2 separate regions of the Homo sapiens genome follow, and region 1 is linked to region 2. The links are chromatin contacts, found by Hi-C or POLR2A ChIA-PET in ENCODE. All regions are on one chromosome and are shown on one strand. Each heading gives the region's core, a stretch centred on a gene start or an enhancer-like site at or near the end of the contact. The rest is flanking DNA. Distances are from core to core; before and after follow the strand shown. Region 1 holds the start of ZNF780B (zinc finger protein 780B). Region 2 holds the start of TIMM50 (translocase of inner mitochondrial membrane 50).

Region 1 (4,323 bases), core at 710-3,209, 580 kb before region 2:
TATGGTGTTCAGAGAAGCGCCATTTGAAGGTAGCTATAATTTCAAGTTTATTAACCATAAAGTCCAGCATTGAGGATTACATACAATTTTATCAAAATTTAAAAATAATAGACTGTGTCAAAAAAAATCCTTAAAAATATGGTGATACTGGCTAAGAAATTGATTAAAGCATTGGAATATATACCAAAAATAATTATTCTGCTCTTTAATGCATAGTCAATATAGATAGCTTAAAATTTTTTCCTTACTACAAAAACATTATTTTGTTTTAATGCAAATATGTTATTGTTTACCCTTTAGGATATAACAGAAAATTATGACTCATAAAGGAAATTTTCAAACATTATATAATTTCAATTATCATAGTATTCATACATTTTCAAATTTTTACTACTTTGGACAATATATAGTGAGCTGTTATTGATTTCTAATTTAATTCCATTTTTGTCAAAAACATTCTTTGTATGACTTGAGTCCATTTACTCATTTATGGAGACTTGCTTTATGGCCCAGAATATGGTATACGCTGGAAAGTGTCTCCTGTCCACCTAAGATGAATTTTACTGTCTTTGAGAAGAGTGTTCCAGAAGTGTAAATGAGATCAAGCAGGTTGATATGTTGTTTAGATAATCTATACCCTGTTGCTTTTCTGCATTAGTTCTATCAATTACCAAGAGAGATATGTTGAAATATCTGATTATAATTGTGGATTTGTCTGTTACTTTATTGATCTAACAGGTTTTTACTCACATACTTAGAAGCTGTATTAAGAGCATAATTTAGGTTTGTTCTTTCCACTGGATGAACTGTATCCTTCATCATTATGATGATGTAACTTTCTTTATCCCTGATATAGTCTTTTTGGTGAAGTCACTTTGTTTTTAATATAGCCACTCCAGCTTTCTTTTGACTAGTGTTAGGATTTTATATATTTTTCCATCCTTTTACTTTTAACCTATTAGTGCTTTTATATTTTAAGTATTACCTGTAGGTAGCACGTATTTGGGTCTGACTTTTAAAAAAAAAATCCAACCTGACAACCTTCTTAAGTTAAGGTGTTAGACCAGTTACACTTAATGTGATCATTGATCCAATTAAGTTTGTTATCTTGCTATCTGTTTTCTGTCACAGTCGGGAATGAAAAGACATTTTGCTCTTCATTATTCCACGTTTCCGCTTTATATAGCATAGGAAACTACAAAAATCATTTTGAAAGTTCAATGTTGCTAGATTACAACAGTGAAATCAAGCTTTTCCTACGAAAAACAAACCCCCTTTGGCATTTATTTAGACTGTTTTAAGAAAATGTGTTAATTATTCATCCTTCAAGATAAGGCAAGTAATTCTCTGTGTACTTTTATCTGTTTCCATGCCGTCCTGAATCACGTTTTTCTCTCCAGATAACAGGAAGATTGTCTTGAAGAATCAAGTATATTTGATTCTGAAATCTCTCATGTAAACCACACTTCCTCTTCTAGTATAAAACCAACGATTCCTTTTCTTTCTTTCTTTCTTTTTTTTTTTTTTTTTGAGACGGAGTCTCTCCAACCATTTCTTTAGTTCAGGCTTTTCAAATTTATCCTAAGTCCCTTCAAATAGCACAAAGGGGAAGCCTATGCTCGGATCTGAGACGAAGAGGTCAAAGCAGCTACATTTTGACGTAATTTTACTTTAAATTCTTCTTTAAAAGTTCTGCTCATTTGCATTCTTTTGCATAGAGAGAAAAGGTAATTTACCCTGACGCACCGAAAACAGCAACGCTCCTCTCAGATGGGGATTCTCGCCCGTGGCCGCAACCTCTGCACCCCACGGTCTGGAACTCCCACAAATCCATTAGGCTCGGGTCCCTTAGGAGCCCCCAATGTATGCTGGGATCAACCTGAACAGACCATAGACCAAGACTTCTGAGGTTCTTTCTGCTCAGGACTGTATTTCCCAGAGGCCACCGCACCGGAATTAGCGGTTCCACTTCCTGTCTCCTGGGGTTGACGACCTAGCTGGGTAAGGTCTTCACGTCCTAGGAAGAAATCGGTGGCTGCGGGAGGTCTTCGTGGACTGGGACTCGAACCTGACCGACCCGGCAGTGCGGGTGGGCGAGAGCGAGGCGCTCAGAGGAGGAACCCGGGGCGCAGACGGAATCTGCCAGATCCTTAGGCGTGCGTGTGCGCGGGCATCAAAGGATGGGGATTGCGCGATCTTGAGTGACGGAGGGGACTGTGTGAGTGTGTGCGTGAGGCCCTGTGCACAGGACCGGGACGGCGTGTGGACGCAGTGCGTTTTGCTGGGGCTGTGTGAGTGTCACTGTGCCGGTGGTACTAGGCTCCTGCTGCTTCCTCCGTCTTTCCCCTTCAAAGCTGCAGAGGCTGCAGCAGAGGAATGAAAATGTCCCCAGTAGGGAGGTTAGATATTGAACCGAGAATGAAGCTTTGCACAAGAAGGCGCAGATCTGGACTCGGGGTGGGAATATGAGAGCTGGAAGTGCCTCTTGAGGGTCCCCCAGGAGGGCAGCTACATGTTGAGAACCCAGCGTCCCTCAGAGATCTGTCCCCAGGAACCAGCTTCGAACTCAGACCGATTCCTCCTCCTTTTATTTCCTTCTCATTTCGTACGAAGTGAGGGAAGTTGTGGCCATGGAGGGTGCTTTCAAACTTAGTCTGCGCTCCAAGAAAAGCCTGGAGTCTCACGCTTGCCGTATCCTTCTCCAGTCGTATTATTATCCAAAAGAAGGACCGAGAGGAGGATGAGAGCGTTATTGTTGCACACTTAAGTCAAGGGTGAGTTTGTGCTTTGTATTTGTTCAAGAAATGCGTTTTTGATTTTAGAATATAGAGGTTCCTGTAAATTTTTAGTGAATTTCAGGAGAATATGCAAATTGATTCTTGCCCCCTCCCATTGTGCCGCCTCCCAGCGAGCCGTTCCCCACCCCGCCCGCTCCCCACCTTGCCATTTAATATTCACAGAGCCATTTGGCAAATCGTTCACACCTTCCTGTACGCTCTCTTCTTCTAAGCTGGTATAAAAATAGTCCTCCAGAGGTTTATATTAAAGCTTTATTTTAGACTCTGCTTTGAAAAGAAGATTAGTTTGTGGAATCACACGCCAGGTTTCTGACTCTTTACAGGCCTCCTTTTCCAAGTAGGGAAGAATGGAGATGGTTGGGTGATTTCCATTCGTCTGTGAGGCTTTCAGGAATCGGAAAGTGATTGCACAGAAATTGGTATCAACCAGAGTCAGGATTTTTCGGGAGAGTCCATGAGATGATAATTGTAATACTTGCCAGATCTCTGTGAGATTCGGCAGTTCCGGTTGCATTTTGGGCTATTTGTGTGAACTGTGAGAGGCAGTACGCTGTTGCGGTTAAGAATAGGGGAGTGGATCCAGAGTATCTGGGTTGGAATGTTTGTTCTGTCCGTTTCTGGTCTTCTCAGGCTTGTAATGAACATTAGAATGAATTAATACTCTAAAACCTCTTAGAGCAGTGCTAGGCATATAATAATAAATGTTTAATGTTTTAGCTTTTGTTTTCGTGTGGTCATTTTAGGTCATTTCCCTTGACTTTCTATAGGACAGGAGCATTGGGAATATGTGATTCATTGTGATTGCTGCTTGCATAGTAAGAAAATGAGTGAGTTGCTCAAATGATCTAGGACAGAAGTTCTTTTTAAATTGACAGATAAAATTGTATGTATTTATCGTGTGCAACATGATGTTTTATAGTATATGTACATTGTGGAATGACTAAATCTAGCTAATTAGCAATGCATTACCTCACATAGTTATCATTTTTGTGGTGAGAACACTTAATATCCACTCTCTTAGCACTACAGAATAGTTATTAATAGTAGTTATTAATAGTAGATACGTTGTTGTGTAATAGATTTCTTGAGCTTATTTCTCTTATCTTCCTGAAATTTTATATCCTTTGACCAACATTTCCCCAGCCAACACCATCTTCCCTCCCTCACCCACATTACCCCCGACCTGTAAACACCATTCTCTTCTCTAATTCTATGATATCAAGTGTTTTCTTTTTTTGAGAGAGAGTGTCTTACTCTGTTGCCCAGGCTGGAGTGCAGTGGCGTGATCTCGGTTCACTGCAACCTCTGCCTCCCGGGTTCAAGTAATTCTCCTGCCCCAGCCTTCCGAGTAGCTGGGACTACAGGTGCATGCCACCACACCCAGCTTATTTTTGTATTTTTAGTAGAGACAGGGTTTTGCCATGTTGGCCAGGGTGGTCTCGAACTCTGGACCTTAGGTGATCCGCCTGCCTCGGCCTTCGCCTCCGCTTTCGAAAGTGCTGGGATTACAAGTGTGAGCCACCGC
Region 2 (4,750 bases), core at 815-3,314:
GTCCACCGGGTTGTTTCCTGCAAGGGAGACCAGGATGAATATGAGGAATTAGGGCCCAGTCCCCTGGGTCCCGAGGGAGGAGTGGGATAAGGGGCCTGGACTCCTGGATCTGAGGAAAGAGAGAGGCACAGCCTCCTGGAGTCAAGCCAGGAGGGGGCTGGGAGCCAAGATTCCTGGGTCTTTGAGAGAAATGGGGCTGGGGCTAGGTCTTTTGGGTCTGTGGGATTTTTTTTTTTTTTTTTGAGACAGAGTCTCGCTCTGTTGCCCAGGCTGGAGTGCAGTGGCACGATCTCGGCTCACTGCAAGCTCCGCCTCCCGGGTTCACGCCATTCTCCTGCCTCAGCCTCCCGAGTAGCTGAGACTACAGGCGCCCGCCACCACACCGGGCTAATTTTTTTTTGTATTTTTAGTAGAGATGGGGTTTCACCGTGTTAGCCAGGATGGTCTCCGTCTCCTGACCTCGTGATCCGCCCGCCTCGGCCTCCCAAAGTGCTGGGATTACAGGCGTGAGCCACCGTGCCCGGCCGGGTCTGTGGGATTTAAAGTAACTAGTGGGAAGGCTGGATTTTTGGCTGCTGAGGAAAGACAAAGTTTAGGAAGCTGATCCAGGCCTATCCTTCCCCATCTTCCCCTCTTTCCTTTATCCTGGTACAGGAACCAACTAGAAAGACTAGAACCTTAAGGAGTGGAAGGGAGAAGAAAGAAGACTTCCCTGGTTTTCAAGGTAGGTGTCTTATTTGGCTGCCCTATTGAGGAAGGAGCCAGGGAATGAAGACGAGAGAAGCTGGTAGTGGGCAAGAGTGGGAGGTTCCACAGTGGACCAGGGAGGCCAAGGAACAAAACTGGGGGACAGGGATATGTCCCTCACCAAAGATATAGACGACGCTCACAGTCCCACCAGCTCCAAGCAGCCCAGCAAGCCAGAGCGCAACTTTTTTGGCATAGCTGGGACCCTCTGAGCCCGGCTGCTGCTGTGGCCCTTGCGCCTTAGTGCTCCCGCGGCTCCCGATCTCTGCGGCCTGCGGTTGAGAAAGGGGAGGTCAGCCAAGAGAGAAGAGAGGTCAGGATGGTCCCCACCCTCCAGTCCAAGAAGAATCAAGTTCAGGAGCCAAGAGGCAGACACCCACAGAGCCCTGGACATCTGTGTCCCTGGAGTAGCAGTCAGGATGTGGGGCTGCTCAGAGGGTCAAAACCAGACTGTCCCGCACCAGGATGCCAGGAGTTTTAAAAGCTAACAGGCCAGGTGCACAGGATCCTGAAGGCAACAGGACTGGAGGGTCTGCAGCCCAGAAAAGCAAAGCACGGAGAATAAGGGATGGGAGGGCCTAAACACTGGGATGAGAGGGAACGGAGGGCACAAGTGGTGGGGGAAGGGGTACAGACAGAACCGGGAGTTACGACGTCCGGCTGCTTGGGGCTAAAAGTAGCAGAGTTATAGGGTAAGGGATAGGAGCGGAGGCGGGGAAGGGCAATCACTTGTCTGGGGCTTGGGGAACTAAGGCACAGAAGTGATAGACTTGGAGGTCAGAATGGCTGGGTCTCTGTCAACATGGAGGCAAGTCGAATTGGAAACCCAAACGTCTACCTCGCCACCACCAACGCCACAGAGAAAATAACTCCCACGGCCAGACTGGGACTCCAGCGTCCCAGGCCCCTCCTGCTCAAGTATCACCTGAGTGGTCACTGAAACGGGGAACGGTAACCCCCTCCTCCTCCGGCACCCACGTGGGTGGGAGGTGGGGTCTAAGGACACACCTGGATTCCCAGCCTCCAGCCTAGGGGAGCAACCACCCAGGAGGTTGGGAAGGGCCCCAAAACACAAGCGGCGTTTCATTCAGCACCCTGAGGTGAGGCGTCCCGGAACCCCCAAGGGGCGGCGATATGTCCGTAACTCCAGGGAAGGGACCCCACATTCAGAGGGCCACCCTCGTTCCGCTCACCTGATCTGGGGCCCGGCGGGGCGGCGTCGCCAACCTCGTGCACAGTCCCCGCGAGCCGAGCCGGAGCCCGCTTCGCAAGCGCGAGAACACCGCTGCCGAGGCCGCCATCTTGCGCTGACGCCACGCGGCCCCGCCCACTCGCTCCCTCTTCGCCCGCCCCGGGCCGGAGCTACAGCCAATGGAAACGCGGGGGAGGGGCGGGTGGACGGAAGCCCGAGAGAGACCAAAGGCATCGGGCGGATTGCCGCAGGCGCGTTTGCTTCTGACTAGTCTCCTGGCTGACCCTGGGGGCGACAACTGGGATTCAAAGTCATCTGGACCACGCCCCCTTGGGCCTTGCAGAGCGCCACCGCCCCTGCAAAGGACGCAGCGAAGGAAGGGATCACACTTATTGCCCAGAGATAAAGCTGAGGCCATAATGAAGGGAGTCAGTGGCTGCCTGATTTGTCCAAAAAAATAGTCACGAGTCAGGCCGCTTGTCTCACCGTGTAAGGCAATCGGCCCTCACCTCCCAATTGTCTGAAGGGATGGGTTGCCCCTCCACACCTGTGGGTGTTTCTCGTTAGGTGGAACGAGAGACTTTGGAAGAGAAAAAGACACAGAAACAAAGTATAGAGAAAGAAATAAAGGGGGCCCAGGGGACCAGCGTTCAGCATACGGAGGATCCCTCCAGCCTCTGAGTTCCCTTAGTATTTACTGATCATTCTTGGGTGTTTCTTGGAGAGGGGGATGCGTCAGGGTCATAGGATAATAGTGGAGAGAGGGTCAGCAGATAAACACGTGAACAACGGTTCATAGACAAGGTAAAGAATTAAATGCTGTACTTTAGATATGCATACATATAAACATCTCAGTGCCTTACAGAGCAGTATTGTTGCCCGCATGTTCCACCTCCAGCCCTAAGGCAGTTTTCCCCTATCTCAGTAGATGGAACATACAATCGGGTTTTATACCAAGACTTGCCCAGGGACGGGCAGGAGACAGATGCCTTCCTCTTGTCTCAACTGCGAAGAGGCGTTCCTTCCTGTTTTACTAATCCTCCTCAGCACAGACCCTTTACGGGTGTCGGGCTGGGGGACGGTCAGATCTTTCCCTTCCCATGAGGCCATATTTCAGACTATCACATGGGGAGAAACCTTGGACAATACCTGGCTTTCCTAGGCAGAGGTCCCTGCGGTCTTCCGCAGTGTTTGTGTCACTGGGTACTTGAGATTAGGGAGTGGTGATGACTCTTAAGGAGCATGCTGCCTTCAAGCATCTGTTTAACAAAGCACGTCCTGCACAGCCCTTAATCCATTTAACCCTGAGTTGACACAGCACATGTTTCAGAGAGCACGGGGTTGGTTATAGAGAACCCCGTCATCTATAACAGGGTATGGTTATAGATTAACAGCATCTCAAGGCAGAAGAATTTTTCTTAGTACAGAACAAAATGGAGTCTCCTATGTCTACTTCTTTCTACACAGACACAGTAACAATCTGATCTTTCTTTTCCCCACATTGTCAGAAATAGACATTGAGGCCCAGAAAACGACCTGAAAAGCCAGCCCTCGAAAACTCTTCTGGCCAGGCGCTGTGACTGACACCTATAATCCCAGTGCTTCGGGAGGCCGAGGCAGGAGGATCGCTTGAGGCCAGGAGTTTGAGACCACACTGGGTAACATAGCAAGACTGCAATCTCTATTTTTAAAATTAATAATAATAGGCCGGGCGCAGTGGCTCATGCCTGTAATCCCAGCACTTTGGGAGGCTGAGGCAGGCGGATCACCTGAGGTCAGGAGTTTTGAGACCAGCCTGGCCAACATGGGGAAACCACGTCTCTACTAAAAATAACAAAAAAAAAAAAAAATTAGCCAGGCATGATGGCACGCGCCTGTAGTCCCACCTACTGGGGAGGCTGAGCAGAAGAATCGCTTGAACCCAGGAGGCAGAGGTTGCAGTGAGCCTAGATTGTGCCACTGCACTCCAGCCTGGGCGACAGAGGGAGACTCCGTCTCAAAAAAAATAAAATAAAAATTAATAATAAAACTCTTCCTCACGTGGAGCTGGGAGGCAGAATCTGTTTTCTCTCCCATTCCTTCCTGCCATGATTTTCTATAAAGGACTGGAGAGCCAACCATTTTACCTGAGGCTCAGCCAAAGAACAGCAGTATCTGGCTGTACAGGGCTTGAGTGAGAAACGAATTAGAGGCTATAGATAAGACACCACGAACCTCCCTTAAATTGAGTGGAAGAAAAATCAGATCCTGTTTATGTAAACTTTAAAACCAAATACCAAGGTAGTAAAAATACAAATTCAAGAAAGGGAAAGACACAAGGAACTCGGCCCTCCTGGTTACTTCTGGGGGAATGGATTTAGGGTGCTGCTGAAGTGGGTCCTATCTAGTACATATTGTTTCCTGTTTCCTCAGCTGGCTGATGGGGACATTGGTGTTCTTGGTATATAATCTTGAACGTCTGAAATGTTTTTTGGTGTTTTTTTTTGTTGTTGTTGTTGGTTTTTTTTGGTTTTTTGAGACAGAGTTTTGCTCTGTCACCCTGGCTGGAGTGCAGTTGGTGCAATCTCGGCTCACGGCAACCTCCACCTCCCAGGTTCAAGCGATTCTCCTGCTTCAGCCTCCCAAGTAGCTGGGAATACAGGCGCCCGCCACCATGCCCAGCTAATTTTTTTTGTATTTTTAGTAGAGACAGGGTTTCACCATATTGGTCAGGCTCGTCTCAAACTCCAGACTTCAAATGATCCGCCCCCCTCGGCCTCCCAAAGTGCTGGGATTACAGGCATGAGCTATTGCGCCCGGCCTGAAATGTTT

The links. Hi-C counts contacts between places; a loop is a spot of excess contacts on that map. ChIA-PET counts read pairs that join two places held with the same protein, here RNA polymerase II (POLR2A). Pooled maps may share reads with other maps.
Region 1: a loop to region 2 is called in a map with no recorded cell type, with 14 times the contacts of the local background. The contact joins the promoter of ZNF780B here to the promoter of TIMM50 in region 2. A Hi-C loop is called at or near these places in 1 of 37 single-sample maps with no recorded cell type and 2 of 50 pooled maps. POLR2A ChIA-PET finds 5 or more read pairs at or near these places in 3 of 52 experiments (OCI-LY7, Panc1 and activated CD8-positive, alpha-beta memory T cell).

What each region holds. Positions count from the first base shown.
Region 1 is chr19:40,053,867-40,058,189 of GRCh38, reverse strand. It overlaps ZNF780B (zinc finger protein 780B), which reads left to right and starts at 1,959. Exons shown (of 5, transcript NM_001005851.3): 1 at 1,959-2,001. RefSeq lists an enhancer at 1,970-2,099.
Region 2 is chr19:39,478,152-39,482,901 of GRCh38, reverse strand. TIMM50 (translocase of inner mitochondrial membrane 50) reads right to left here and starts at 2,064. Exons shown (of 11, transcript NM_001001563.5): 1 at 1,941-2,064; 2 at 869-1,019; 3 at 1-17. The coding sequence starts at 2,048. RefSeq lists enhancers at 1,612-1,661, 1,782-2,376.